Regions from separate parts of the Mus musculus genome. Here regions 2 and 3 are each linked to region 1. Evidence: chromatin loops called from intact Hi-C (ENCODE). Cell type or tissue: heart. All regions are shown on one strand. Each heading gives the region's core, and the rest is flanking DNA. Links, peaks and the distances in the headings are about the cores only.

Region 1 (10,554 bases), core at 2,390-6,389:
GGAAGGAAGACCTCGGGACCTCGGGAATCGAGGTTTTCCACCACTCAATGTAAAAACTTACTGCAAATGCCATTTTAATCCTTTCCTTGTGGGCTGTTGAGTTTTATTTAACTTATAGAAACGAGTCCTAGAGAGTTGCCCTCTGGAGGAAATGTGTGTTGGTTCAGGTACACAGCTTTGTCCAAAAGTCTCCTTGTGTTAGGCAGCAAAGCCAGCGGAAGGAAACAAAATTGGCATTGTACCTCATACCCTCTAATCAGCTGGTCAGTGCAAGGGTCTTCAAGGGTGACTCTTGTAAAATATCATACCAGCATCACCAGAAAGCTTGCTGTTTGAAAGAAGGCTGGATGCGGTCCTGGACCAGGCTGGCATCCTTTGATCCCTTACTTCCCAGAGGTTCTCCTGCTGTGCCTGGCTCCTCCATGGGGTAGGGCTGGGGGAGTGAGGGCTGCAGCCCAGAATGAAAGCTCTGAGCAATTGGAGACTCTGCAGTCTCTTCCTCCTCCTCCTCTTCTCCTCCTCTCCTTCTTCTTCCTCTTCCTCTCCTCCTCTCCTTCCTCCTCCAATTTCCTCATCTTCCCTGAAGTCCACCATTTACTTGAAGGTTCAGAACCCACTGATCCCACCTGTCCCAGCTCTGGCCTCCTGCATCCCGAGGGCACAGTTTCCTACCTAGTGATGGTATTCTTTTTGTTTTTTCTTCTGATCAGTCCCTTACATGGTAGTTTATTTCCCAAAGCACTTTCTTTTTCTGAGTTGATAGATCACAAAAGCATTGTTTTGTGTAGATGAAGACAAGGATCAAGTTTTTCCGTTACAGCAAAGACATTGTAAACATGTACATGGACCTTAAATAGCATACAATGCCATGGGGAAGAATGAAAACTAGCTAAACCCCGAGGTGACCAATTTTATTCCATTTCACTGTGTAACAAAGCTTATCGTTTGCAAGAATTTTGCGATGGAATTCCTTTTCACATCATTAAGTTGCTTTCAGTGGCTTTGATCAGCAAACCAGTTTCAAATTTGTCTCCAAAGTTCATTACCCGAGGAGACTTGTAGAGTCAATCTTTCAGAATCTCAGGTTTCTTAAACATATAGTGGAAATAAAATAATATCCAAAGGAACAGACAGATGGGCCTCCTCTTATAGACTGCGATACAAAGAACAATGGGAAGGAGGGACAAACATGATAGCTGGGCCCACAACACAATGACCTCATTAAGTGGAATGCTAATGGAGCCCAAAGGCTAGCTGGGGAAGGGAGATGGAAGGGTCTTGTATTGTCTACTTTGTGCATCAGCTGACTTTCAGGAGACCCAGTCATCATTGACAGAGTGCAAGGCAGTTTGGGGTCCACAGAACCATGTTCACGAGGTTGAGTGTTCTAGAGAAGGTCCAGATGTCTGTCTCCTAATCCTTCTCTCCATATTTGAGACACAGAATGTGTTATAGTGGAGAGATGGCAGTTACCTGGAAACAGCTTGATCTACATGCTTGTTTTCCTTGTGCCACATTCTGCCCTCCTCACCCATCATTTCAAAGTTGTGTTTTGCACTTAAAAGGGTGCTAGCTCTTAGGCCCTCTAGGCTTTGGAATCCTCCCAACAGCATCATGACCATTTTATAGGCAAGGGAAGTAAGGCATGCACTGTATGGCACAGATAGTACCATATACGTGATGGAGATGAACCTGGTGGATCAGAGCATCACAACGCAGGGCATGGGGCCATAGCTCAGTGGGTAAAGTGTTTTCCTAACAGCACAAACCCTTGGAGTTAATCCCCAGTGGGCAATGGGAGTACTGAGAAGATGAAGGTAGTGAAAGACCTCCGTGGGGATACCCCCACCCGAGTCACGAGATAGCGTGAGTGATTTGGGGTGTTGCCTCACCTGAGTCAGAACATGGGGGAGTCCTCACGTGTGGGTCTTTCAGTTGGAGGGTCAAAGTTCAAAGCTGCAATTTTACGATGGTGAGAAAACAACACGTACACTTTGGATATCACAATTCTAATTTCAAGTTGGGACCTCTTCCTCGCACCTGCAGTGCCACCTTCTCTTACATTGACAGTGGACAGAATAATGGCTTTCGGTCATCCTGGAGATCACCAAGGAACCAGCTGATAGCCCACGGTGAACTGTGGCACTGCAACCTACATTTTCAGCGTGCGTTGGGTTTATTAAGCTATGAACCATCTCCCCTGTGCACCAGCTCCTGGATGATGGCTCTTCTCCAGGAGGCACCTTTGGGAAAGCATACAGCCTCAGCCACACACCTCTTGCAGTTTTCCAATTCAGATTTACCAGAAAAAAATTGTGGGTTAAAGGCAATCCTTACTGGGCCTTGAGACTCTCTTCCTTAATTCTTAAGAGCACCCTTAAAATCCTCTGAGTTCCATCTGGCTCAGATGCCAGGGACTGCTGGAGTGCCAAGGACCCGGCCAGTGCCCATCTGGGGTGAGAGTGAGAGTCAGATGATATGATAAATAACATTGTTGCAGACTTGACTGGTGCTCTGAGGAACCTGGGAAGACATTAGTGGGGATAGTAACTGTTAGTACAGAGGCCCCCTCCAAAGCTCACATTCCTTTCTGAAGGGCGATGGGACACAATGAACACACCAGTGATGGTGAACAACAGGATTTTATGTTCTGAGTCCTCTGTGCTTTATAGCCCGTTGTGGATAATTGTATTTGATGTTAATTCCGTTCTGTGAGGGGCTGCAAACAAGGACTGAGTCAGCACTCAGGTGATTTCCTGTAAACCTGCTTCCCACCTTAATTTGTAAAATAAATGAGAGCTGATGGTTGGACAGATAAAAGGGAAGGTGGAGAGGAAGGTAGGGAGAGAGGAGAAGGAGAAAATGGAAGAGGGAGAGGATGCAGAGGAGGAGGAAGACAAAGAAAAGTGGAGCAGAAGCACATGGCCTGGAGAAACCGCAAGTTCTAAGGGGTCTCATAAGCTGTGGAAGATGGTAGTGTAGCGGTAGATCTGCCCAATCTAGGCGCACAGCATGTAATCATATTAATTGAGTTGTGTTTTCATTGCTGGGGCATATTTGGGTTGGAGATTTACCGCAACAACAGCCCATCAAACAAACCGTATCTCTGTTTCTTCAGTTTCTTCTGGTCCTTGCTTTCTGGCTGGCATCAATAGATGCTAATGGACAAAATGATCGCACCAACAACGATCTTGCAGAAACTGGAACTGACTGTCTCAGTAGAGAGAGCTCTTTATGTACCCTGCTTTCCTTGATTGTTTGGGACCAAATTGACCTCACAGCACTTAATAAGGTGTTTCCCTTCACCCGGCTCCCCACCTGTGCCCAGAAAACAATCCAAGAAGAGCCTCTGCTGCTTTCTGTTAACTAAGGCAGTCCAGGAACTCTAACCTGGCTCCAAACACTTTGATATGCTATTTCTTCAGGCTTGGATCTCACCTCCTCCATTAAAAGTCAAAACAGACAGAGCTTCCCCAGGCCAGCTCAGCAGGCAAGGTGCTTACTGCCAAGCTTGTGCTTGAGGTCAGGAGCCTATGTAGTAGAAAGAGAAAGCCAGTTCCTGCAAGCTATCCTCGGATTCACACAGGTATTGGATAGTACACACGCGAAGTAAAGCAAAATTCTCAACTGGGGCTGGAGAGATGGCCCAGCAGCTCAGAGCATTTGCTGAGCTTGAAAAAACCTACGTAAAGTTACCAGCACCCACCAGCTTTACCACTGTGGGAGCCACAGAGGTCCTTGTGTTCACAGATGAACACTAGGGGAACCAGGAACGCTAAATACACAGGGTTGTTTCTCCAAAGGAGAGATGTCTAACCTGTTTTCCTTCTCCACGGTTGGGAGTGGGCGTGGTTAATAGCATGGTGACCTTTGTGCTATTTACGTGGCTGAGACCACGCAGGACCCTCCCCACCCCCCACACCCGGTCGCTTATCTTGAGCTTGCTTTTCTCAGAGAATCTATAGAACCCATCTATAGATGCCACATGTACTTTACAAAGAGTTTCAGTGTTCTAAGGTTTGTTGTGCACACAGGATTGAATTAATTATCACCAGGAAACTTTTTTTGCCAAATTGGGCTGTGCACATTTAATATGCCTACAATAAGCTACTTGGGATCTCAAAGTTTGAACCTACACTGGCTACTGAGTTGTACTGAACTGAACTGTCATCTTGCTTGGCTAGCGTGCTCGCACTCCCCCTCCCCCTCCCCCAAAACATCCATTAACTCCAGTTCCAGGGAATCTAACACTCTTCTTACCTCTGCAAGGGCATGCGCGGAATGCATAGAGGCAAAACTCTCATACCTGTGAGATAAAAATAAACAAATCTAAGCAAAGCAAAACAAAAGCCCCTCAAGTATCAGCGGTAGGCAGAATATCCACGTGAATGCAGCTCTTGGCAGTCAAAGCCCTGAGCCCGTTGCGTGAGCAGCCTGTGCGCAGGGCTTTGTGTCTCCAAAGCTGCACAGTCTCCAGTTGCTTATTGTTCTTGGCAAAGTGACGAGAAGCTAAAGGAATTACCCATTGTCTGGGTTAATTCTCAGCTAAGGGACTGCCTCCAAAAGTCCCAGCCCCACTGTCTAGCCAACAATGGTTGGCAATGTGTGGCCCAGTGTAGGAAGGATGGGTGAAACCCCACGGACTTCAAAGGATAGGGTCGGCGGCAGCGTGGAATGGAATTTCTCTCTGGCAGTGGTAATGTGAGGCACATCAAGGAAGAGCCAGTGAAGCAAAGGAGCCTCTTAGGAAAACAGAAGCAGGATGCTAAATGGAGGGAGGGAACAGATGGAACCACTGGGGGGAACCAGAGGGAAGGCAGTGGTAGGGCCCTTGGGAGCCCTCAGCAGCCCATGCCTGGGAAAAAGGAAGGGATCTATTACAGTGTCAGGACAGATTTCTGTAGAGATTTGGCCTGTAGCAAAACCAGTTCAGTCAAAAGATACTCTGGCCGTAGCCGTCCTTAATCTTCACACTCTTCCCTTGACATCCCAGTCTACGTCAGGTTAAATGCACCTGTACAGGTGTTATTAACTCCTCGTAAGATTAAAAGGGGGCTTCCCCTGTCTTTCCCTGAGGCTTATGGGAAAATGCAACATGTTCTTGTGTCAGCTGATGAAACCCAGTAGCTTAAGTCAAAGCGATTCTTCTTCTTCTTCTTCTTCTTCTTCTTCTTCTTCTTCTTCTTCTTCTTCTTCTTCTTCTTCTTCTTCTTCTTCTTCTTCTCCTTCTCCTTCTCCTTCTCCTTCTCCTTCTCCTTCTCCTTCTCCTTCTCCTTCTCCTTCTCCTTCTCCTTCTCCTTCTCCTTCTCCTTCTCCTTCTCCTTCTCCTTCTCCTTCTCCTTCTCCTTCTCCTTCTCCTTCTCCTTCTCCTTCTCCTCCTCCTCCTCCTCCTCCTCCCCCTCCTCCTCCTCCTCCTCCTCCTCCTCCTCCTTCTTCTTCTTCTTCTTCTTCTTCTTCTTCTTCTTCTTCTTCTTCTTCTTCTTCTTCTTCTTCTAGACAGGGTTTCTGTTTCTCTGTATAGCCCTGGCTGTCCTGGAACTCACTCTGTAGACCAGGCTGGCCTCAAACTCAGAAATCTGTCTGCCTCTGCTTCCTGAGTGCTGGGATTAAAGGCATGGGCCACCATGCCGGGCAAGTCAAAGCGGTTCTGATGCTGCTGTGGAAAGCTAATAGCTGGCCTGTCACCATGGGGTTGCTGAGATGGAATGTTCCCTGGTTAACCCCACTTTAACACTTTAAAGATTATGAAATCTGGGAACTAGAGGTTTCTTAGTGTCTGTCTTCCTTTAATGGAGAAAAAAAAAAAAAAAGAAATCTAAAGCCTTCTTCTGCTGCAGCCTGTAAATCTCTGTGCTTAATCCCTGATAAGGAGAGGCGTGGTAAACAAACATGCCTGGCTTACTATGTGCCAGACACTGCGCATGGCTTTTTAACCCTCACAACTCTGAAAGGTTAAGTCTGCTTCCCCATCTGGGAAAATAGAGGCCCGAGAGCTGAGTGTCGATCCAACGGGACACAGTGAGCTTAGTGAGCTGTGAGGGCTGTGTTGGAATGTAAACTTCTGTCTGTCTGCTGCCCATGCCCATGGTCTCTCCCTTCATCGGCTGAAAAGTAATGATGGGGAAGTTAGTGTGAACTTCATGAGAGTTCATGAGGATGTGGGACCTGGAGCCATTCTCTTTATTTTGGCTGATAACCTACAGGACATTGTCCTTGGCGAAGTGCATCGGCCTGAGTGACTGCAGATGCCCTATTGTGCCAACAAACAAAGTAAGGCCTGGATGCTGCAGTGGTGGTGTGAGGAGCAATCAGTGCTTTGCATAACTGAAAGCCAGTGGGAAAGTTCTAGGGCACTGAGGCAGGGCAAACAGATTCTGTGCGTGGGAGCTCTCTCTGCCTCTTTCTCCCCCTCCCTCCTACCCCCTTCTCTCTCTCTCTCTCTCTCTCTCTCTCTCTCTCTCTCTCTCTTTCTGAGACAGAATCTTATGCAGCCCATAATGTCCCTGAATTCATTATGTAGCTGATAACCTTGAACTCCTGGTCCTCCTGCCTCCACCTCCCAAGTGCTGGCGTTACAGGTATGTGTCACTGTGCCCTGCTTTTCTTTTCTTTCTGAAAGGCTATCTGCACTTGTCCATTTTTCAAATCATTTATTGGACATCTATGATGCGACAGGCATGGAATTAGATTCTATACTGATCAAAAGTCGTCAAGGGCTCTATCTTCTTGAACTTAAAATCTGATTAAAAAGTTGAAAATAGATAAGTGCAAAGTTCAAGCTGTAGTTAAAGGCTACACAGGAAGTAAAAGGGCTGGACAGGAAGTAAAAAGGCTGAACAGGAAACAAAAAGGCTGGACAGGAAGTGGGGGTTACTGAAAGGACGGATAACAGAGCCATGATGGTATATGTTTAGAAGCATCCCATTAACAATTGCTTAGCGTGACTACCTATGGGAAGGCGCGAAGGGTCGGAGCATGTTATCATGATACCCTGATATCCTTCTTTATACTTTCTTTTGAGCCACATTTGAAGCAAGTTTTATTACATTTTGGCCAGGTCAATGGGTACCGGCCGGGTCCATGCCCAGATTCCCAGAGAATGACCCCTCTTCTCGACTCTTTAGTTTTTGTTTTGTCTTTTGAAACATAATCTCACTATGTAGTCCATGATTGCTCTGTAGCCCAGGCTGGATCTGAACTCTCTTCCTCATCCTCCCAGGTGCTGAAATTTGGCTTATCAAAAAATTTACATGTTTATCAATTTATATGTACTATATTATATTAGCTTAGCATATTGATATAATTGTTACATATTTTTAATTACATACACTTATAGAAAATATATTATATATAAATAATATAATATGATGTATTGTTTATTTGTAAATTTATATACATATACACGTACATATACGTATACACATACATATACGATGTTGTTTTTGAGACATGGTCTCACTATGTAAACCAGGCTGACCTCAAACTCGTAACAACCTATCTACCTCTCCTCCCACGTGCTGCAGTTAACAGGAATGTTACATACCACACACATTTAAAAAAAAATACTATAATCATGTATTGCTTTTTCTTCTTTCTTTTCTTTGTAGACATGATCTATTGTAGTCAAATTTGGCTTCAAACTCTCTATGAATTGGGATCTGACCTTGAGTTTCTTGTCCTCCTGCCTTAACCTCCCAGGTGCTGATATCTGTATAGGTGTGAGCTATCACCCCAGCTCATGTATTGATTTTTTATATTTAAAAATACTAATGTGGCAGAAAAACAAGCAGACTGAATCGAACAAACCATGATTTCAGTCAGCTTTCCTGTATCATCCACAAAGGTTTGTACAGTCCTTTGCTAGATACAGATATTTGTTGAGTCCAAGCTAAACCAAGAACGTCTCTATTTCCATTTGGGGTGAAAAGGAGAAAAGAGCTGAGCAGGTTTTTGCTGCAATCTGGAATCCAGGTCGCTGTGAAGCCTCCAATCTGTCCTTACCTCCCCAGGGAGTGAGCTGGATTGTTGACTTCTGAACCCCAGGAGAGACAAGTCCATCTGGGTTGGAGGTTGCCAGGAAGTTATCACAGTCTATCTGGCTACCCTTGAGAATGGCAGCCAGCAAATGACTCTTAATTAAAGAGGCTGTATCAAGGGGACCCAAAGCTATGACTCACAGGGTTCTAGACCTACAGAAATAAAAATGAGACAAAATTAAAAACTGTTGTCAGGCAAGAAACAGGAGGTGGCCCATTAATAAGAGTCAATGGTGACAGAGCTCACAAAGCAAGAACATTAAAAGTGAAGGAAGGATTAAATTAACAGGTGGCTGTGGAAGAAAAAGGTGTCAACTAGGTTTCTCTCATCATCAAACAGAACTGTGAGATTTCTTTTTAAGCCAGTAATTCAGATGCTTGTTTCTCCTTGTCATCAAAAAGGGGTAGGCTATTAAATGCCAATGTTTGGCTAGCTGGAAACCACATTAGACAGGAGTATCTCTATTCCTGCAAAGTAAGAGACAAAGAGGTTTAACTATTCGGCATCTCTCTGTAGCTTTATCAAAAAAGAGAAAGTGACTTAGATCTCTGAATCTCTACAGGAAACATCTGACTTGGTAGCTTCCCCTTTCCCTCTCATTTGGGCTTTGAATTTGTATCAATTACTTTTCTCATTGCTGCTACAAAATATCTGACAAAAGCAACTTTGAGAGGGAGGGCTAATTTGGGCTCAGTGAGAAGGGAGGGTTAATTTGGACTCATAGTTTGAAGGGATTATTTTAATCTTAATGATGCAATGCACAATGGTGATGAAGGCAGAGAGGCAGAAACATCCAAAGGCCGGTCATATTGTGTATGCAGTCTGTAAGTAGGGAGCAGACAGGATGTAGGCCTGAGTTCTAAAATCTTAAGTCCTTTTCCCAGTAACACACCTTTTAAGTTCAAGAACATTCCAGAACAGCACTACCAGCTGGGGACTAAAACTTTAAGCCATGGGAACATTTCACATTCAAGACAAAACAGAATCTAAAGCTTTCAAGTTGTAACTAGATTGCAGTAGTTACCAACCTTTGGGTTGATGTCTCAGATTCCTCCCCCCCCCCACCCCCCCCACCCCCCCTGCAAAAAAAAGTACTTTTGTGGGCTGGTGAGATGGCTTAGTAGGTAAAGGCACTGGCTGTCAAGAACCCATATGGTGGAAGGAGGGAACCGACTTCTATAAGCTGTTTTCTGACCTCTACCGGTGCATGGTATCATGGGTATTCTCCCTCAACCTCCCCACCCCCCGCCCCACAAACAAACACATAAATAAATGTAAGGCAGAGGTGGAGAGAGAGTGGTCAGTTCTGATTGGTTTGCTAAATTTACAGCTGCAATTATTTGAAAATGGATTTGTCTATGGCTGGGAACTCCTGATTGTTATCATTGGAACCAAACCCCAGTGTGTGCATTATTCACAAGCCCATCTCTTTTAGAAATATTTTTGCCACTTAGTAGCTGCCTTGCTAGACATCAGTATCAGTAGAGTACGGTAATAATGGCTGCGTTTAAGGTGATCTTTCAAGTGAAATTAATGGCAACAGCTACCAATGGAGTGGCTGATCTGCTGGGACCTGAGAGAGTTTCCAGACTGAAATTTATCATTTTAAAATGGGTCGTTCATGGGCAAACCATGAACGACTCATTTTAAGTGACAGATTTGAGCTTCTCAAACATCTGGGAAGCAGGTGTTACTTCCTTATTTCTCAGGTTAAGGACTGAAACCCAAGCTAAAGTGGCATTGCGACAAGCCTTGCTCTAAGACCCAGGCTGTTCAGCTCTATGATTTGTGTTCTGTGTGTCTAATCTATAGACTGATGTGGTGCGCTCATCTAAGGAGCAGCTTCACTGTATTCACAATTACAGTCGTATCCACTCAATAGCTGTTGTGAGAACAACCAGTTTGTAGCCTTTGACTCTTGGAAATAAGCTATCATTCAAATCCTGAAGTTTCTTAGAGTTTTAAAGCCTAAAAATAGACTGAAATAAGAGCCAATGGGATGGCTTAGTTCGTAAAAGCTTGCAAGGATGAGGCCCTGAGATTAGATCCCACCACCCATGTCAAAGATCCATATGGCAGCCCATACTTGTAACTTTAGGGCTTGGTGTACGGAGCAGACAGCGACAAATGGAATCTTGGGACTTTCTGGCCAAACAGCTAAAGTGATACACCCTAGCTTTTGTGAAATAAAAAAAGAAGATGGAAACCAATAAAGACACACCAAGTTGACCTCTGGTCACATACACACACATTCACAGACACACACACACTCACAGACACAAACACACTCACAGATACATGTACCCACAGATACACACACAGACACAAACACACTCACAGACACACACACACAAACACACACATAGACACAAACAGACACAATAGACATACATACTCACAGAGACACACAAACACACACACATGACTGAAATAGAAAAGGGTATTTACTTTCTGTGGATATTCTACAATCAATCTTTGTGAATTATCTCAATAAACTTCCCTAAAAGGAAAACGTTT
Region 2 (10,554 bases), core at 3,492-7,491, 140 kb after region 1:
TGCTGTGCCACGTGCTTGAGAAGACTCCTGAGTTGCCAATTTTAAGGCTAACCTTCTGTTACCAATGTAACAATTATTTAATCTTAACCAATAACTTATGAGCTGATTCTGAAAACACGCGGAGCACATTACCAATAAAAAAAAAATGAAGCAGTTACACTTAGACCAATCAGAGAATATTAATTTTTCTAGCTACAATCATAGAATAAAAGCACTTTATCCTTTGCCAAATACATTAATAACGATTGCAGAGAACCCTCCAGGAAAAAACCATTTATCAGCTTTTTTACCCCAAAACCAAGAGGCTGCAGACTCTCTTTTTTCCTATAAAGAACAGTTTCTCCAGCAGGGGCCCTCCTGCGGTGTGCTGGTTTCCTGGTTAAAGCATGTGGCCACTCTTGGCTTTGATGAACCACCAGATAAAGTTTTTTAGCCATCTTTATTATCCAACATAAAACATAGAACATTCATTCATTCTGACTGGACACGAACATACATGAATTGAACACGTGAACAGATTGGTGCACCCAAACACAAAAACACAAGAGGGCAGAGAACTTCTGCTGTAAGGCCCAGAGAGAACAAAGCAGCGCAGCCCTGAAATTTCTCTCTGCTTCTGGGACATTTTCCTCCCACATGATGCAGTTTCTAACTGTGGCCATCCACCTGATTATTAAATCCCTTTTATTAAACCCTTTCTTTTCTCACGCCTAAAAAAAGCAACTTCTTGGAGCTGCGGCTAACTGCCTGATAAATTTCACTGCTGAAACTAAGTGAATTTAGCGTGCAGGTTTAACGCAGTTTCAACTTAGCCCATACCAACCTTCTCCGGTACGAATTTTCTTTAATTATTTTCTTCTTCCATGGAGCTCCAAACCAGCAGTGCTTCTTCCAAATGTCCTATGCTGTTTCCCAGTCCCGCATTGGTTCGCCAATCTGTTGAGGCCAGCCAGCGGCCCACATGTCTGGGTTCTAGCCTGGGAGGCATCTTGGAATCTGGAAGAGAAGAGGGAACTAGGTGGCGCGAGAGAGAATGGAAACAAGACAACAGTCTGATCAAGGTTCAATTTTACTATTCGGAGACACTGGGTTATGAAGAAGGGGAAGGGGCCCATTCCCTCCAAATCATCCTTGGAGTCCAGTTTCAGGTGACCACGTGTTGGCTCCGGAACAGCTAGGCCGCAGGTAGCAGCAGTGGGAGTGACAGGCTCCACCCCTGATGCTCTCTTAGCCCTAACAGTCAAACCTGATCAGCCAGATTTCAGGCTGGGGGGGAGGTTACAATATTTGTTGGTCTTTTTTTCATGCAGCTTTTGGGGGGGGGGTTGTTTTGTTTTGTTTTATTGAGACAGGAATTTGCTGTGTAGCCTTTGTTGTCTTGGAATTTGCTCTGTAAACTAGGCTGTCCATGAACTCACAGAGATCTACCTGCCTTTGCCTCCCTAGTGCTGGGGTTAAAGGTGTTCACCACCACCACCTAGCCCATAATCTCATATTCTATCAAGGGATTTAGGTTCCATAAATGCACTTATCATAAGAGGTTCCAACAGATGGAACACAACTACACAGTATAAGGTGGACTAATACATGTGTGTCCTTGGTGAAGAATCCCTTATCTTATGTCCTTTCATGTGCTTGCTTTATCAAAACATCCTTTCACCTGTGTCTGCTTTAGGATAACACTCCTTCACATGTTTGCCACAGCAAAGCACCATCAGACACGACTGACTTTCCAAAGAACCCTTAAGTTTCCACTTCAGATAGGCATCTTCTTCTTTAGGTTAAGAAAATTTTTTTCCTGTCACTCTGTGGAAAATATTTTCTGTGCATTTGACCTGTGTTTCTTCTCCTTCCTTAATTCTTATTTTAGATTTGGTCACTTCACAGTGTCCCAGATTTCCTGGATGTTTTGAACCAGGAGTTATTTTTAGATTGAACATTTTCTTTGACCTATGTATTCATTTCTTCTACCATGTCTTCAGTGTCTGAGATTCTCTTTTTTAATTCTTGAATTCTGTTGGTGAAGCTTGCCTCTGTGGTTGCTGTTCAAATTCCTATATTTTCATTTCCAGATTTCCCTCAGTTTGGGGTCTCTTTATTAATTCTGTTGGAGGAAGGGGGTCCAGGAGTCACCTCACAAATCACATATTCCCAGGATTGATTGATCAGGACCACCGGCCAGACTCAGGAGCTGAACTGTGATGTAGAGTCAAGATCCTACAGGGCTTTTAAAGCCTGAGAGCTATAATAACCATCTCTGCTAAGTTACTCCACCAATCATAACTTAGGGATAGGGCTTTCTGTAGGAGCATGTCTTTGTTGTGTACTTATTTTGCTCCTATTGGTTAGGGTATTCAACTATGGCAGAGGACTTGCCTCATCTTATATTCATGTCTTAGCTTGCCAACCAGGATATCAGTTTTCCACATACATGTCTCTTTCTGTCAAGTAGGATATCAGTTCCCAGGGAGGTCTTGGAAACCTAAACTTTATTCTGCCCCTACTCAAAATGGAAGTCTTATTCTAAATAGGTACAGGTGTCTCTCTTATGTTGGGATCCATCCCAAGGGCAGCTTAAAAGGCAAATACTATAAAGGCTGATACACAGGTGCAGGAAGTGTTGGTTTCCGAGAACATCCTAGTAACAGAAGTAACAGCATATGAGAAAGTTTCCTTGTGACATTAGGAACAGCTCAAACTGGTAGGTTAGACGGGTAACAGTTACCAAGACCTTAACAATCCCAGTTCCTCTTTCAGGTCTTGAGTGGCTGTATTCCTTTCCTTCCATTGTTTGTGCTTTCATAGACTTCTTTAAGGGATTTAATGTTTTCTTTTTAAGGACCTCTAGCATACACATATAGGCTATGTTAAGGTCTTTATGTGTGCTTCCAGGGTGTAATACTCAGGGCCTGCTGTGATAGGGTTGGTGGGTTCTAGTGGAGACCTATCGTCCTGGCTGTAATTGGTTGTGCAGGGGTAGCCTGTAGGTTCCCAATGAGTGTGTGCCTGAGCTGGATGCTTGGGAAAAACATTGAGTGACGGGAGGAAAGTGGGGGGCCAGGGATCTGTATGCTTCACTGAAGATGGGTGCAGAAGCAGCCTAGGGCTGAGACTGAGGGGTTCCACTCTGAGAAGCAGAGGGAGAGGTGAAGATCTGCAGTTAGCCCACCTGCGTCCCTGCCCAGTGTGGCCTGTGGGTTCCCAGGGAGTGCCGGCTGGAGTTGGGGGTGGAGGGTAGGACAGGGCAATGAGTGGGGGAAGGGAATTTAGGAGGGGAAGATCTGTGGGATCCACCAGCGATGAGGTGGCTGTGGTGGAAGCCGCTGCAGGAGTTAGCGCAGAGCTCAGGATGAAACTAGGGATTGGGCGTGGAGGAATGGAGGGAGCGTGGAGGTCGCCTCTCCCTCTCCCTGGATAGGTAGGTCACCCGTTTGCTTCCCGTCAGAGAGTGCCTAAGAGAGTTGGAGGCTGCTTTCCTGGTTGAAGTTGGATAGAACTTTTCAAACTATATTAATCTGATGTGAAATAAGCACGTGAAAGTGAACCTCCAGCACTGAATGTTGGCTATTTTCTACCAGCCTCAGTTCACCTATGAATGGAGACTCCAGGCTGCATCGTCCCCCACAGGATTGCCAAGAGGCCACGTGAACAAAGCTTTACATTTTGGAGTTTAGAAGGGGGTAACACTCAAACACTATCGATTATTTGAGTCATAGGACTCTTATAGACTGTTATATTCTGGCTCTCTCCATTTAATACCCCAAATGTCACTTTTTTTTTTTTTTTTTTAAATAATGAGCCTTAGTTTTTTAGGAATGAAGGAACACGAAGGTGATTCCTGAGGCCGAGTTAAGACACGTGCCTCTAAGAAACTCAGGAGTTGCGGTCTCCATTCCCCCACCACCACCACCTGTGGTTTCTGACCACTGTCAACCTGCCTGGTCTCTGCATTCCTCTCTGGTTCTGCAGCACCCCGCGGGGGTCTGGGCGGGCGGAGCTGCGGAGGAGGGGCGGGCTAGACCCGGGACCCAGGCCTATAACAGTATGCAAGCTCCGGGCGTCCAGGGGGTGGGAGGGAAGAAGGGAGGGCGGCGCTCAGTGAAAGGCGCATTGATGCGGCAGGCTGCAGGGCTGGGCCAGACGCTGAGCAGGGTCAGGCTCCTGCCGACCCCTTTACCTCCTGCTCCGCGCTTCGCAGCCACCGCACACCATGCACCCCCAAGGCCGCGCGGCCCCCCCGCAGCTGCTGCTCGGTCTCTTCCTTGTGCTGCTGCTGCTGCTACAGTTGTCCGCACCGATCAGCGCCTCTGAGAACCCCAAGGTGAAGCAAAAAGCGCTGATCCGGCAGAGGGAGGTGGTAGACCTGGTAAGTCTGAGAGTCGGTCCTGACCTCAGTGCTGGAGGAGAAGACTCAGCCAGGATCGCACCGGGAGGGCATCAGTATAGATGGTGGTGGTGCTGACCGTAGGGGTGAGTGTAGGGCAGCACGTTAAGAAGCTTGAGTGCCTCAGTGTCCTGCCTGTGTACCTGTGTGGGGACGGATCTGACGCACGCCTGCAGCAGAGTCTTGAACCGCTACGGGAGATCATGAGAGGTCACCACATGCTCCGACGTGGGTCAGGTGGGATGCCCAAATCCGTGTAAGTCGCCCAGTAATTTCTGGCTCCAGGGGAGGCCACCGTTGGGAGAAGTGGGGGGATGCTGTGGCTGCAACTGGAGTAGATTGAGTTAGTCAGTTGATTTCAAAAGAAAGCCCGAGGAAGACCCTAGGCCAGCTGGCCGCTTGGCCCTGGGCCAAGGCTGTGCAACGTGTCCTTTGTGAGGACCAGTGGCCACGGTCTGGCCACGTCTGCCTGGAGGAGAGGCTAACAACCCCCACAAAGCATTTGTTCAGCTAACTTGAAGATTATGAATCACTTTGTGTCATCTCCCTGGGAAATATGAACTGCAGTTTACTCCTTAGAGGACCACAGCTTGAGCCAGGAGTGGTCAGAGGCTTTGAAGCTGAAGGGGAAAAATGAAGGCCCCACTAGGAGCCCTTCCAAGGACCCATTTTGCCTGATCTGTTTAAAACAGATGAGCAGTCAGGTCTTAACCAGTCAGGAACACTGTACTCAAGCTAAGGGGAAGGAAAGCGCTCCCAGGAAAGCAAATATCCCAAGGGCTTTCTGAGAGGCTAATCTGTGGGAAAGTCTGTTTGCTTAAAACCTTTCCCTCTAAAAGTCAATAAACCTAGTGGAGGGCAGAGAGTTTGTCTGTCCCACTCAAAAGCCAGCCATCGATAGATTTGTAGTCTTTGGCACATCATAAACTTCTGTCCTTAAACCAAGCTATATGGTTGTCAGGCACTGCGATACATAAAGGACAGGGGACATTTACTTATTTTATTATTATTATTTTTTTTTTAGATTTGAATTTCTTCCACTGACATTCTAAGTTGAGCTAATAAACCAAGCTCCTTGACAGCTAGTTCTAAACTGATTCAAAAGCACTGGGGGAAAATCCCTGCTGTTTCACGCAGCAGTGGTAGGGTTTTGTTGTTTTATGCTCTGATATATAATTTTCCTCCACAAAAGCATACTGTGTTGGAGCTACAGTTCTATTTTGAGTGCCTAAGTTGTTAAAAAAAAAAAAAGTGCCACATGAATGTGGCTCGTGTGCAGTTTGCGTATTATGAATGTGTAGTTAAGATACATAAAATAGTCATTTCCCCATAAAGCTAGCATTTTCCCCCTCTAAGGATTATACAGTACCACAACTCTACCCCAACTTGGAAAAGCATACTGTGCTGCCAGGCTCAGGTGCATCCTGTAGATTGGATTTGGTTCTGGTGTCAGAAAAAGTCCACACAGTCATTAGGAAGGTTTCCACAGATTCTATAAAGCGACTTTGTATAGGCGCTTTCAAAGCGTGTCTTTCACGCTCCCACTGAATTCTGCCCCCTGGTGGCCAACACAGGAAATGGGGCGTTGGGTGAGGGAATTTGAGCTTCCATTCACATGTTTTCATTTTGTTGACTTTCACTAATGATTCTAAATACCTATTGGAACTAGCATTTTAAGTTAAGAAAAGACAAACATACTCTATGTAGCATCTTTCCTGAGAGGAATTTAGAAATTATCAAATCATACTAGAGGAATTTACAACAATAAATGAAATGTTAAAGTAAAAAATTTAATTGGAATTCATTGTGTTTTGAAAAGTCTAACATCATCCCTGTTTCTATGTGAACTAATACAAGGATAAGTGCAGGAATTGATAAGCAACGCTCAAAATATTTCCACTGTAGCTCAATGGTAGAGTACTTGCCTGATATGTGTAAGGTTCTAAGTTCAAGCCTCATTGATGTAATGTGAACATGCGTGCTCTCTCTCTCTCTCTCTCTCTCTCTCTCTCTCTCTGTGTGTGTGTGTGTGTGTGTGTGTGTGTGTGTGTTTTGAGGTGTGGTCCCATGTATCCCAGACTAGGCACAAATTTGCTGTTTTGACAGGATCCTAAACTCTGGGTCCCTGCCTCTGCTTCCCAGGGGAAAGGGATTACAGGCACACGTGTGCTACCAACTGTTAACTTCATGGCAAGAATGCTTATTATCATCTTCATTTTATTCATAAGGAAATGGGCACTGAAATGCTGAGTAAATGGCCTGGTCTCATACATCTAAGACGGGATGAGTCTAGTATTTAAAAAAAAAAAAAAAAAAAAGGTTCTAGAATCCACGCCTTTAAATTCTACAGCACACAGAAAGAAACAACAGAACAGAGAACACTAGCGCTTACAGATGGTTTGCTAGATTATTACACACCTGCTGAGGACAGGGGATCACGTGAAACTAACTGGGCCACAGACTCCTCTTGAGGAAGACAGAATGGACTGGAGAAGTTCTACCCACTGCACTTTCCTCTGCATAAAAATGGGAAGAGCAGAGGAGGTGCACATACAACTTAGAGATGCTGTGATACAAGACAGCTACTGACTGCTAAAGTTTTATTTCACAATTATTTCCCTAGCAATTAATCTTAGGGAAATCACTCAAAAGGAAAAAAATCTATATGGCCAAGTATTCTCATTATATTAATATTTATAACAAAAAAGAGAAATAACCAAAAACAAGCATTAAAAATCTTGTATAGTAATGTAAAAGTTCCAAGAACCAAGTCCCTTGATAAAATATGGGATTATGGGCCTGGCAGTGGTGGTGCATGCCTTTCTTTAATCCTAGCACTTGAGAAGCAGAGAGAGTTCTGGGACAGCCAGGGGTACAAGGAGAAACCCTGTCTCTTAAAAACAAAACAAAACAAAACAAAACAACAATAACAACAAACCCTAAAACAAACAAATAAAAAGAAAGGGATTGTAAGAAGCTAACATAGAATGTCAGGTTCTGGAGGAGAAATTTTAAACACCCTTAAAATGAGTTCGCCATAATAATCCATTAGAACACGGACGAGGTGGGTTAGAGGGACTCTGCCAGTTTATTAAAAATAAACGCAGCTGTGATCATTTGACTCTCACATACTGTTTATGTATTCATGACTGTATTTCTTTATTTACTTATTTTGTACTGGGGATCAAACCTTGAGCATCCTGCATGCCAGGCAAGAGTTCTACCACTGGACTACCTCCCTATGCCCTACACTGAGTCTGCATGTTAAGTAATGGTACTGTCCCCCTTTCTCCTTTGCACCGAAGTATAATGGAATGTGTCTACAAGGACCAGCAGGAGTTCCCGGTCGTGATGGGAGCCCTGGGGCCAACGGCATTCCTGGCACACCTGGCATCCCAGGTCGGGATGGATTCAAAGGGGAAAAGGGAGAATGCTTAAGGGAAAGCTTTGAGGAGTCCTGGACCCCAAACTATAAGCAGTGTTCGTGGAGTTCGCTGAACTATGGCATAGATCTTGGGAAAATTGCGGTAAGTAAAGCCCAAATTATAATAAAGTTGAAGCAAAATATAAGAGTTTGTATAAGTCATTGCCAAATTTATTTTTTATTTTGTTGTTAAACCAAAGGACCTTAAATTAAAAGATTCAGGATAGGTAATGTGCTGACTTTTTACTTAAAAATTAATTTAAAAAAATGGTAACGTTTCAGCTAATTTTATAAAGGCATTTCTAAGATAGATAATCACTATTTTATAAAGCAAACGCAAAAAGTATAGCTTTTTTTTTTTTTTCAAATTAGACAGGAACCAGTCTTGTAAAGTAACTTTAAATTAATCTAATACATCCTGCTGTAGCTTCAGAGCTAAAAGTGGAAGATGAACCTAAAAATTACCACGTGACTGGGATCCCTGCTTCGGGGAGTCCTTTTGTCCTTGGTCGCCGTGCTCAGCTTAAAACTGCTGAAATTAGGGGAACTGAAGTCAATGCTAGTGATTTAAAATAGTGACGATGGTGATTCTGTAATATTTGTGTAAGGAGAAGCACGCAAAATAGCATGTCAGGGAGGGCATTTTGATGAATGATCCAGGGACTGTTGAGTGGTCCAGTGATTAGTGCTTTGTCTCCAAGAGGCCCCGGGTGTAGCTGAGGGGGAGCATGCGGAGCCTCGTGTGCTTAAGGCCCTCGGCCGGATGAAGTGCCATTGGCGAGTCCGGGGGGGCGGGGGGGGCGGGGGGGGGCGGGGGGGGGGGAGAAGAGACAGAGCTGAGAAAGTCCGTGCTGTTTCCGTATCTTCTTTTGATGACCACCTCTGTTTCTGCCTCCTTAGCTATAATTTGGTGCTTCATGGTTCTGCTTACCACGACCACCCGGAAAACAGAAGTTTATTTTCATAAAACTCTAAGGTTTTAAGTTGTATGGCATCATCCATGTTTTTCATCTCAACCTCTTCTGCTCTATTTTAAAAGTTCAAGAATGCCTTGATTCTGTGTGACAGGTTTTCATCTAGCTACCACATTTTGGTTATATATATGTATATATATTAAAGAAAGTGTGATTTGAATGATGACTGTTATTTCAACATTTGACAATGGTGGACTGCCTTCTTATTCACAGTTATTCAACAGAAGTTGCCATTTCCCCCCCCCCCCCCCCAAAGCTGTCCCTTTATGGTTCCTGCTTTTTTGTTTTGTTTTGTTTTCTTATTTTTTGTTTTTTGTTTTTTTGAGACAGGGTTTCTCTGTGTAGCCCTGGCTGTCCCGGAACTCACTTTGTAGACCAGGCTGGCCTCAAACTCAGAAATCCACCTGCCTCTGCCTCCCAAGTGCTGGGATTAAAGGCTTGCGCCACCACCTCCCAGCGGTTCCTGCATTATTAAAACACCATGATTTTTAGCAGTGGTTACAATGAATACGGAAATGTTCTGCAAGGAAGAGATTGTAGGTCATAAGCCAATGTACAGATTTTTGTGAAGACCAGCTAGAAGGAAGAAAGCAAGGCTAGCTCTTATTACTGTGCTGTTCAGGTCATTTGTCTACTGTGTGCTGTTGCTCAAAAGAAAGGTTGAGCCTGGTGAGGTGACTCATAACTATAATCTCAGTATTCAGGAAGTAGAGACCACTGGAAACCTCTGGAGTTGAAGGCCATCCTTGGCTACATAGCTATTTCAAGGCCATCTTGGGCTACTGGAAACCCTGACTAAAACAAGAACAACCACAACCACCACCCAAAAGGATGGAGAGAGTGAACATAATCCATCCCAACAGATATCCACCAACACTCTAGCATGCCAGCGCCGTGAGGGCGGGGCTTCCTTTGTGTGAACTTTTGTATCCAACCGTCTAACATAGAGTTGATATTCAGTGTTTTTCAGTAGAAAAAAATACATAGGTTTGTTAGCTAAAAGTACTGAAGACTAGCTGTTTTTGAAGATAAATAGGAAGTGAAATAAAACCATCTAAGAAAGCCAGAAGTTGGCTTTTGTATCAATCTGATAAGTAATCTTTATCCCTCTATAAAATTTAAGCATGTTAAAGACATGGGGAGAAGGCAGGTAAAATTCACAGTGTATTTTCAGTCTCTTATTTTACTCTCTCCTATGCCCTCTCCTCCAATTTCTCTTCTATTTCCTCCCCCTCCCCCTCCCACTTCATGTACTTCCTTAAAACTCCACCAAGTCCACTTGGTGCTGTCTATGTGTGTCTCCAGGAACATAGGTAGCCTCTCTGGGTCTCATCTCTGGAGAAAACAGATTTTGTCTCCCTAGCAGCCATCAGTTGCTCACAGCTCCACAGCTAGGGGTGGGGCTCCATGGGCTCTTCCCCATGCATGCTGGGAGTTTGGTTGATTTTGTACAGGCCTTGCACGTGTAACCTATTGTGAGTTCATATGTGCCATGGCCCTATTGTGTCTGGCAAATTCTGTTTCATTGCAGGTGTCTACTACCTCACCATCCCCCCGCCCCACTCCCCTTGTAGTCTCTGAACATTGACCAGATGTCGAGTCTCTGCTTTAATCTCCATCTACTGCAAAAGGAGGGTTCTATGATGAGGGTTGAAGAAATGTGTTAATTTATAGGTATTAAAAAAGAAACCTTAGGGGCCAGTTTATTACTATGTCCTTTTAACAGAATAATAGTATTACTTTCTTCTCTAGGACCTTATGAGCTGGTCGGA
Region 3 (10,554 bases), core at 2,568-6,567, 68 kb after region 1:
GCAGCATTGCCCAGGACTGAAATTGGACCAAAACATCATACAGATAAGTATCTCTCAGTGAAGGCATAAAGGTAATTATCAAATATAATACCACAATTGTTGGGCCTTATTCGGCCAGATACTATGAGACCTAGTGAGGAAGTCTGAGCCTTTGCTCAAGTTTAGAGACTCTCGCTCAGTTCTGTACTAGAGTGACTTAGCCAGTCCTGCTTAAGCCTGCCTTTGCCTAGCTACTGCTGATGTAGAATAACATTATTGGCCCTGTCAGTCATTCCATACCCTCTGTCACCCTTCCCTGCCCCCTATGTCATCTCACCTCACCAAAAGTCCCCACCTCCTTCCTCAACCCTGTATAAATAAAAGACTGATACAATAAAATGAGTTCCTGCTTCGACAAGACTCCCCCTTGACACTCACCATCATGCTCAGACCCAGAGAGACTCTGGACCAGGACCTCTCTCCTCTTCCCTGGATCTGCTGGCAGAGAACTGAGCCCAACACACAATGTATAAAAATAACTGTTGAGCTGCAGAGATGGCTTAGTCATTAGGACACATACTGTGCTTGTAGAGGACTTGAACTCAGTTTCCACCACTGTTCAGACAGCTCTAACTTCCAGCTCCAGGGAGATGCAATGCTTCTGGCCTCTGTGTTCACCTACACTCACGTGCATGGACCCACATATACGCTCACACACTGTGGGTGGGGAGAGTCGGAATAGGAAGGGTCCTATAGACTGATGTGTTTGGATGTTTGGTCTAAGGAGTGGCACTCTTAGGAGGTGTGGTCTTATTAGAGTAGGTAGGACCTTGTTGGAGGAAGTGTGCCACTGTCAGGGGCAGGCTTTGAGGTCTCAAGTGCTTAAGGCTGGGCTCAGTGAAATACAGTTTTCTCCTTGCTGCCTGCATATAGAACTCTTAGCTCCTGCTCCAGCACCATCTCTGCTGCGTGCTGGCCTGCGTCCTGCCATGATGAAATGGACTTAAACCTCTGAACTGAAAGCCAGCCCCAATGAAATGCTTTCCTTTATAAGAGTTGCCACATGAGCCGGTGAGATGCCTCAGAGGCTAAGAGCGCTGGCTGCTCTCCCAGTGGAACCAGATTCAATACCCAGCACCCACATGGCAGCTCACACATACATACATGCAGGCAAAACTCCAATGTACATAAAATAAAATAAATAATATTTTTTTTTAAAAAGAGAGTTAACCATGGTCACAGTGTCTCTTCACAGCAATAAAACCCTAACTAAGACACATACATACACATAATTAAAAATAAAATAAGTGCGTAGAGAGGTTGCTCAGAGGTTAAGAGCACTTGCTTCAGAGAACCCACGTTTGGTTCCTACCACTCACACCAAGCAGTTCACAACTGCCTGCAACTCTAGTTCCATGGGATCTCCCACCCTCTTCTGGCCTCTGTGGGTACTACATGCAGTGGTGCACATAAAACAGGCAGCACACACACACATGCACACCTAGACACAACTTTGAATTAAAAAATAAATAGAAGATTAAATTATTTGAAAATTATACATTACAACGATGATTTATCCTTTGGTTCAACATTTTATAATCAATGTATATAGTTTATCACATGAATAGGCTAAAGAAGAAAAGTCACATTATCATGATATAGTAAAAGCATTTGACAAAATCTAACTTTTAGCAAACTAGACCTAGAAGGCAACTTCTTCAAGTTGCTGAAGAGTATCTGTAAAAACAAAACAAAACAAAACAAAACAAAACAAAACAAAACAAAACATACAGCCATGGTGTAAAAAACACACCATACATGGTGATGAGAAAACTCACTATAGAAGAAGAGGTCAGAAGCCGGGCAAAAAGAAGAGCAGAGTGGACTATTTTACATGTTAAGGGAGAAAAACATCTTCCCATCTCAAGTTCTAAACCTTGAAAAATTATGCTTCAATTTAACAGTGAAAGTCGGCCCTAACTTTCAGTGACCACCAGATTAGAGAAATGTGAAGGAACCGAGAAGGAAAATGATGAGCAAAACCCCCACAGTTGGAAAAAAATCTGTATTACAGATGATGAAACTTACACAGACAGGGGCTGAACACTGCCCAGGTTCACTCCAGGTTCTGGAGCTGGGCTTCAAAACCAACAACTCTGACCTCTCAGGGTCACACTTTAATCTCATGCCATTGAAATAAACTTTATATTGAAAGTCAAGGATAATACAGATAATTGCCTGAAAGTTCCACATCCACTCTCTAATGTCCCCAAATCATTTTACTTCATCACTACTCACTATAATTAAAAGCAATTAAGGATAAAAATAGACTGCACTTCTGTAGAAATAAACTTATGGCATTTCCCCTCTAAATCACGTAGTTTGTGTAGGCTTAGATTTTTTTCAAAACCTACTTTTAATGAGGGTTCTTAAACCCTTTAACCTCCCTCCTAGCCCACCACCCACCAGGGGTCGTGGGAAGGAAAGGTTAAGAGGGCATAGGGGGATGTGGACCTGTTTGGAAATAGTTCTTTGGGGCGATTCCAGTCTTTGTAGTCAGGGTCTCAGTAGTTCAGGTCACACAGATCAGCAGAGTAGCTCCATCCACTGGCATCCACCACCCACAAATCAGCAACGGCAGTTCATGCAGAAGAAACCTCCAGCCTTGCCAGCCAGTCCGAGTCAGCAGAAGTGGCAAGAAGCCACCTGAATATCAAGAAAAGTTTTGTGGTGTGTTTGTCTCTACAAAGTCATGACAAACCATGATCAGTGAAGAAGGCAAGGTGAACCAACGCACAACAGTGCCCACTGCCTGTTGGGTTATACTTATCCCCTTCCCTGACATCACATGCCCTCTTAAGCACCTGCCCCAGCAAAACATCACATGTCCCCTTTACGGGCAGCTTTCAGAAAACCACCAAGCGTCTCATCTTAGCAAAACAATCGCTCATGAGATGTTTCCAGAAAAACATCACATGACACAACTGAGTCTCCAAAGAAACTAGAAATTTCCACTTCATTTGTGGATTTCAAATTAAAATGCTGCTACCTGGTTCTGGTATTCTAGCCTAATCAGAGAAATGTTCACAAATACTTTTCTTCTTCTGTATTTCAACCAACAGCTCTCACTTTGTATTCCAGGCTGACATTCAGTTCGCTCTGAAACCTCGGTTGGTCTTGAATTTGAGATCCTTCTGTCTTGGCCTTTCAAGTACTGCAATTCCAGGCCTGTGCCACCACACTCAGCTGAGATATATTCCTTCTATATAGAAACTTAACATTTTTCTGAGAAATATTCTTCCCACGTAGAAGGTTAATTTTCTACATAGAAAACATCTTACATAGAAACCCATTTTTCAATACATAAACTGTCTGACTTTTAATAATATTAAGATTAAGACAATTAGTATTAACATTTCTTTAACATGGTCTCGTCCTTTACAGTTGTCCTAAGCTTTTTTTTGTTTAGTTTTGTTTTCAAGGCAGGGTTTCTCTGTGTAGCCTAGCTGTCTGGGAACTCAAAGGTCTGCCTGCTTCTGCCTCCTGAGTGCTGGGACTGAAGATGTGTGCAACCATGACCGGCTTGTCCTAAGTTTTTTGATAAAGCTGGGAAAGAGTTCTCCAAAATTCATCTCTAGTTGATGTTTCCAGATTTCAAATCTTGTCTGGTTATTCGGTGGTGTCCCAAGTACTGAAATGTGACATTTTTCAGCAGCACAGTGATTCAGCTAACAGCAGTCTCCATTTAAAAGTTATTTTACAGGCTGGGACTGTAGCTTAACATAGTAGGCATGCTAGTACCAGTATGCACAAGACCCTGGGTTCTATCCCCATTAGGAACAAGAAGAAGAAGAAAAGAGGAAGAAGAGGAGGAGGAGGAAAGAAGAAGAAAGAAGAAGAAGAAGAAGAAGAAGAAGAAGAAGAAGAAAAAGAAGAAGAAGAAGAAGAAAGAAAGAAAGAAAGAAAGAAGAGAAGACACTTTGTGTTTGCCAACAAGTTCCTTTGTACCTCATACCAGAGTCCTACATATCAGGCATTATTGAATGTAAAGGACTCAAAAATTAGTAACCATTCTTGTATTCATTTATCATGTCTACATAGAGAGGACTCTACACATCCCCACGCCCCTTTTTGGTAATTTATCTGAAGTGATGGTGGCAGAGCTGGTTCTCAAAACCACGTTGACTAAAGCAGTTAACTTTCTGTGGGGCTTTTGCAGCAGTAAAGCTGTAGAACCGGCCGAAGCTGGCACCTGCCGTTCAAGGTGGTGGCCAGACTCCCCGAGTTAATAGGCTTTTCAGCCAAGAACTCAGGAAGTTCCTCGCTAACTCTGATCTCAGCTACCACTCACTACAGAGCAGATCCCCGCGGCTAAGGCTCCTCGCTTCCAGAACGGAAAGTGTGCTCTGCAGGGCACTTCCCCAACGGCCTGGGTCTCACGCCTGGGTCCGCGGTGCGAGCGGAGGCGACAGCTCGGCGGCCCCCGCACCGCGGCCGGCTGGGCTGGGCGGGGCGCAGGGCCGGTCCCGCCGCCGCGAGCCCCAACCTGCCCGCCCGACCTGGCGGCGCAGTCTCGCGGGATCGCCCAGCTCTCGCTCCCCGTTGCGGCCCCGGAGGCGGTCGAGGCCCGGACGCTGCCCCCCACCGAAAGCTCGCCCCGGCTGTCTGGGGTGGCGGGGCCGCGCGACGCCGAGGGACAGCCACCTTCCTCTGCCGCCCGAGGTGAGGCGTCCCCGGCCCGACGGGGCGGGCGGGCAGCGGCCGGGATCGGAGCCGCAGGTGCGTCGCCTCGGAGTCCCACGCAACTCCTGGAAAGTGACTCTGGGTCCCCGCAGGCCGGGGACGGAGCTGCTCGGCTGCAGGCCGGGAACAGGTGCCCGACGCGGGACCCCGGGGGCTCAGGGGAGCCTCCCGCAGTCCCCATGAGCTGACCGTGGAAGGTTTGCGCTGGGTGGAATTCGGGGTACAGGGGGCACGGGGTGAGCGCGTTGAAGGGGAAAGTGCTGGAGGTGAAGAAGCGCAAAGGAGTCACCACCCAGGCCCACTCTTCCTAGGGGGACCTCGCTCAACCCCAGCAGACTGATTTTCGCCTTTGCGAAAACAGGAAAGGCACATCCGCAGAAGTCTGCGATTGTAGAGAGAGCTAAAGTTGAAGAACTCTGTCTGGGTCACTTGTCCTCATTTTCCCCATATAGTGAGATGGCCAAGGGGCCCCTAGACCCCCTTTCTTCTAACCACCATCACCCCTTTCCTCGCTCCAACTTGCTTATGCCGTGCCTCCTCTTACCCGGTGTTTTAGACAGTATAACCCTTCATCAGCAGTTCCCTAGAATTGAGGCTTCCTTAGCAAAGTGATACATCCGCGCCCGGGCAGGTGGATATGTCTCTTGCTAGGATGGAATTTTCCACATTTTTTTCTTTCTTTGTAGCATTAGTTACCTAGCATGACATTTGACTTGGATTTGACTTTGTGACGAATGTTACTGATAACACACTTTGGGTTTGTTTTTACAGCAGTTGCCCCAGAATTCATTTTCAGGAAACAGCTTCTATCAAAATGGTACAAAGAATGCAATGAGGAATTTGTACATTTTATCTCTGATTTGAGAATCTTTTTGATGCGGAAAGGAGCATAAGAATAATCCAAGCCATGTGGTAAAATCGGAGTCTGGCAAGATGGAAAGGTCCCCGTTTCTGTTGGCGTGCATTCTTCTGCCCCTCGTAAGAGGACACAGCCTTTTCACCTGTGAGCCAATCACCGTTCCCAGATGTATGAAAATGACTTACAACATGACGTTCTTCCCTAACCTGATGGGTCATTATGACCAGGGGATCGCTGCTGTGGAAATGGGGGTGAGTGGATTTTCATGCCTATATTGAAAATTAGTTTATACGTAGTATTTTTCTCTTAACTATTACTTTTTAATCTTTAAACATAGTTTTTTTCCCAATCATATTTTTTAAAGTAGTTTTGAACATTAAGTTCCCCTCCTCCCGCTGTCATATTTTGTCTACAGTTGGACGGTTAGTTAATTTGCTTATAAAAAGGTTGCATTCATAATGAAGGGTGCTTACAGATAATAAAAATATTTTGCTTTTTTGAATTTGTGTCATTGCTTCTCCAAGACTGTGATTTCTGAATTTTTAAATTTTTAATATTTATTTGTTTGTTTGATTTTTCAAGATAAGGGTTCTTCTCTGTGTAGTCCTGGCTGTCCTGGAACTCACTCTCTAGACCAGGCTGGCCTCAAAACTCAGAGATCCACCGGCCTCTGCTGGGATGTGTGCGCTACCACGCTCGGCCCCAAATTCTGAATTTTTTTAATGGTTGACTGAACATATAATCTATATTGCTTGAGCTAAAATGAAACTTAAATGTTTTTTAAAAGTACTTGTCAAATTCATTTGACTTAGTTTTCCCAAAGCTAATAAATTATTGGAATGTTTTGGCGCTAAAGAGAATGTTTTACTAAAAGGTGACTTTCAGGCATAGCATGTAAGTGTTTTCTTTATATAAGATACTTGCTAAAAGAAAGTCCACTTGTAGGGCGAAGGGCAGTGTGACACTAACAATCGCCTCAGGCGCCTCAGTTACCTGACTCTGGTTTAGAGATATGAAAATGTCCCAGGAGGTGTGGGAAGAAAGAGCTGCCTGTAGAGACAGGAACCTGCCACACAGATCTGCTGGGTTGATAAGTTTCATGAAGAAAAAAAAGACAAGGGTATAGGTTTTGTAATCTTTCCCTAAAAAAGCTGAAGCCAGTAAAGGTTTTTTCCTCAGGTTGTCTCTGAGAGACGAAACTCCTAGAAATATAATCTAGAGAGGGGTTTTAAACTTAACTGTATTTGATCTTGCAGCTTTGAAGGTCTTCCTTTGTCTGCTGGAATAGTTAGTTGTCTGACTACCTCTTTGTAGACAGACTCCTGTCTGGGTTGGGTGGTTTTTAAATACTAAGATATAATTTTAAAAGATGTACAAGTTATAGTGTTTTAATCTTTGAGTAGTTTTTCCCAACTAGTGCAAAACCCCCCTCTTTTTTACCAGATGGGTGGGGCACTGAGGACTGAGCACTGAGCCTCTCAAATACTGCAAGGTCTCGCCCACTCAGCTACATCCTCAGCCCTGCAAGGCGTTCTGTTGAACACTCTACAAAGAATACAGGGAGACTTCCATTGATAAATCAGACCCATAAGTGTATAGTGGATATCATCACGCAATAATTACATTGTTCAGTCTGGCCGCCTCTGATGATAATGTTTTTTAATACATGCTTTAGTAAGGGTTCAGAAAGCATTTTATTTTAATCTGGTTTCCTCTCTTTATAGTAGCTACATACATTTTAGGTTTGAATGCTGACAGTGACCTTAGAAATCCCTAACATTTACACTTAGTGTCCTTAACAGCTGTGGAGCAGATGGCACATCAGCTGTTTTAAAGGGCTCTGAAGGAAGTAATAACTAGTTTGTGTTTCATGCATTATTTTTTTTAAGAACGGGTGTTTCTGTTGTACTTTTTAAAAGCTTTTTGCTGTTGTTGTTGTTTGTTTGTTTGTTTTAACTTACCTAGTTAGCTTCCCAGGTAGTTTCATGTCTGACACCATCAGGAAGGTTTTTGGTTCTGAGTGCGGACAGCACCAGTCTCTTCCTGGTATATGGTCTTCACACACCAAGCTTTGGGGCTGTCCAGGTTTTCTGTTACATTTCCAGTAAATTAGTTTGAAGATAGAGGCTGAAGAATCACATGACGGTTTTGGCAGCCACTTGTTCCTTCCTTCTTTTCTTGTCTTTTTTCAAAGAGTTTTGGTTTTGAGACAGGGTCTTCCTTAGTTGCCCAGTCTGGTTTTGAACAGTCTCGTAGCCCAGGTAGGCCGTGAACTTCAAATCCCCCTTTCATTTCCTTCCCAGTGGCAGGGTCTTTGCCACTAGGGCAGGCTTGCTTTTTTTTTTTTTTTTAATTAACAGGGTCTTCTTGTGTTTCCCAGAACTTCTGTGGCCTGGAACTTGCCATATAGCCTGGGCTGGTTTTGATTTCATGATCCCCCTGCCTCTACACTCTGAGATTATAGGCACTCATCACCCTGCCTACCGCAAATGTACTTTTTCAGCTATCAAGAATTCCATGTAAGTCAAGAGATTTATCTTATTTCTCTTCTAATATTTAATTTATCGTTGTATGTGTGCATATGCATGGTTTGTGTGTGTGTGTGCACAGATGTGCTGTGCACAGTGCCAGTGTGGAGGTCAGAAAACCATGTGTGGGCCTTGGCTTTCTCCTCCCACCGTGAGTCCTGAGGATGTAACTCAGGTTGTCAGGCAAATGACTTCACCCTCTGAGCCGTCTCACCCAGTCCTCCTCTCACTCTTTCTGTGCCTAGGCTTTTGTTTTGTGCTAGCTAGCACTTTTATTGCTACGTTGCTAATCTATGATTAGATTAGATAGGACAATGGCTCTCAAAGTTTAGTTCCTGGGCAGCAGCTTCAGAGCCCATTAGAGACTGTGATTCCTGAGAACAATGCACAGCTGCAGTAACAAACTGTCCCCGTAGATGTGATTGTTAAAGTGGAAGACCCACTAAGTGAACCTTTTCTGTGAAGGGCCACTTACTTTCAGTTTTATAGACCATGCAGTCTCTGACACAGCTATTCACCTTTGCAGTTGTGGCAGGAAAGCTGTCATAGACAGTATGAGTGAATTAATATGGCTGTGTTTTAGTAAAACTTTAATGCATTTGCAAAAATGGGCTGTGGCAGGCTTGTGAGCTGTACTTCACTAAACGTTTAAGTACTTGAAAGTGTTTTACATGGAATAAATAAGCATTATTGCGCATGCTTAGGAGTATGTTACCCAGGATCTATCTTACTTTCCATATGAATTATTTTATTATTTATTTATTTGTGTTGTGTAGGGGGATACAGAGGCCAGACAGAGGAGTATGTTGGCTGTCTTTCTCTATTGCTTTCTACCTTACTGTCTTGAGACAGGGTTTCTCATCGAGCTGGATCTTACTCAAGCTAGGCTGTCTAGGTAGCAAGCCCTTGGGATCTGCCTGTCTGCTCCTGTTGCTGGGATTACAGGGACACACAGCCACACTCAGCTTTTTATGTAGGTGCTGGGGATTTGAACTCAGATTTCCATGCTTGCAACTCTTGCTGCTTATGGTGGTTTGAAAGAGAAGGGCCCCATAGGCTAATGTGTGTGAATACTTGGTCCCCAGTTGGTAAAACTATTTGGGAAGGATTGTGGGTGAGTTTTGAAGTTTAAAAAAACTGGCACATTTTTTCCTCTTTGTCTCTGTCTCTCTCTCACTTTCTCTTGCTCTCTCTCCCTCCCTCTCTCTCTCTGCCACCTACTTGTGGATCAGTATGTGAGCTCTCAGCTACTGCTCCAGCATCTTGCCTGCCTGCCACCGTGCTCCCTTCCATAATGGTCATGGACTCTAACTCTCTGAAACATAAGCCCCAAATAAATTCTTTCTTCTGTTAAGTTTCCTTGGTCATGGTGTTTTATCACAGCAATAAAAAGATCTTATTATATGTCTGTGTCTGGCTTAGAACTTGCTATGTAGACTAAGCTAGCCTTCAACTCATAAAGACCCACCCACCTCTGTCTCTGGAGTGCCGGGATTAAAGGTATGGACCACCACACCCTACTCCATATAAATGTTTAAAGTCAAAGTTATCACGAGTCAAAAGGATCTGACAAGAATATCGTGGTTCTTCAATTTTGCTTCAGAAATTACGTGAAATAAGAAATTTTAGTCCCCACCCCCCATTTTGTAACTCCCTTCATGAGGACATCTGTATTACAAAGAGTTAAGTTCTGACTCTGAATGGAACTTGGCCTTATGAAAAGGATATTGCCCAGTTAACCTGTCCCTGGTGAGAAAGCAAATGGCAGCTGGCTGTCCACTCTGTGTCCTTTGTTTTCTGTCGAGAGCTTCATCTCAGAGCTTAGGAGGTTGACATCCTGTGAGAGGCTGACTTCATACCGTCGAACTGAGGTTGATCCAGGGAAAATGGAAACAGGAATATTGTATTATTCTTTGTTGAGGTCCAGAGTCATGTATTGTGTTTGGACCAGCAGGTGCCCGTGTATCTTTAAACAGTTGAAAGGAAGTAAGCCATAAAACCTTTTCCTTTCCCATGTTCACATGTACTATTAAAGTGTCAATATTCAATTTAAAATAAAAGGGACAGACAGGGAGTGGGTCTATGAATGTCTAAGAGAAACAGGCTTCTGTTGTAAAGTGACTTTTTTAGACATTTGCAGGTTTGTGCCTTTAGAAGAATCCAGAGGACTCTGTCCGGCTGTCATTTACCACCTCTCGTTCTGTGCTTACACCCAGGGCTCTAAAAGAGAGTAGATGTTTAGCTTGATTCAGCTATTTTGTTTTTTAGGGTTTACTGTGTAAAATGGCTGTAGCTATCTCACAAGTAATATAGGAGTCACAGAGGTGAAATAAATGCTTCAAAGTGTCCTCAGTCAGAAGTGTACCATGGAGGTGCTCTAACGCTCCCAGGATCGTAGGATCAGAGGTGAGGAGGACACAACATCTGCTCCATCACCTGAAGTAA

What was found. Hi-C counts contacts between places; a loop is a spot of excess contacts. Peaks named below come from ENCODE experiments on the same cell type or tissue, not always from the same donor. Only the 100,000 strongest peaks of a DNase experiment are listed, where the experiment ranks them.
Region 2: it touches region 1 in a loop (7-fold over the local background); 8 of 42 quality-filtered maps call a loop at or near these places.
Region 3: it touches region 1 in a loop (2.9-fold over the local background); 4 of 42 quality-filtered maps call a loop at or near these places.

What each region holds. Positions count from the first base shown.
Region 1 is chr15:38,934,159-38,944,712 of GRCm38, forward strand. All of the region lies in intron 1 of Baalc (brain and acute leukemia, cytoplasmic), which reads left to right. Among named protein-coding and RNA genes, the nearest start is that of Baalc, 5.5 kb to the left of the region's middle. In heart, for the core only: a CTCF peak has its summit at 4,802 (motif pointing right); a DNase peak (open chromatin) is centred at 4,633; H3K4me3 peaks cover 1,098 bases; H3K27ac peaks cover 1,542 bases.
Region 2 is chr15:39,072,794-39,083,347 of GRCm38, forward strand. Cthrc1 (collagen triple helix repeat containing 1) reads left to right here and starts at 4,139. Exons shown (of 4, transcript NM_026778.3): 1 at 4,139-4,366; 2 at 7,690-7,911. The coding sequence starts at 4,211. In heart, for the core only: no CTCF peak of the experiment used is centred there; a DNase peak (open chromatin) is centred at 5,938; H3K4me3 peaks cover 1,170 bases; H3K27ac peaks cover 1,098 bases; H3K27me3 peaks cover 359 bases.
Region 3 is chr15:39,001,732-39,012,285 of GRCm38, forward strand. Fzd6 (frizzled class receptor 6) reads left to right here and starts at 4,549. Exons shown (of 7, transcript NM_001162494.1): 1 at 4,549-4,701; 2 at 5,494-5,832. The coding sequence starts at 5,656. It overlaps Gm26704 (a long non-coding RNA gene), which reads right to left and starts at 5,338. Exons shown (of 2, transcript XR_875317.3): 1 at 4,331-5,338; 2 at 2,026-2,685. In heart, for the core only: no CTCF peak of the experiment used is centred there; DNase peaks (open chromatin) are centred at 4,580 and 5,030; H3K4me3 peaks cover 1,446 bases; H3K27ac peaks cover 978 bases; H3K27me3 peaks cover 113 bases.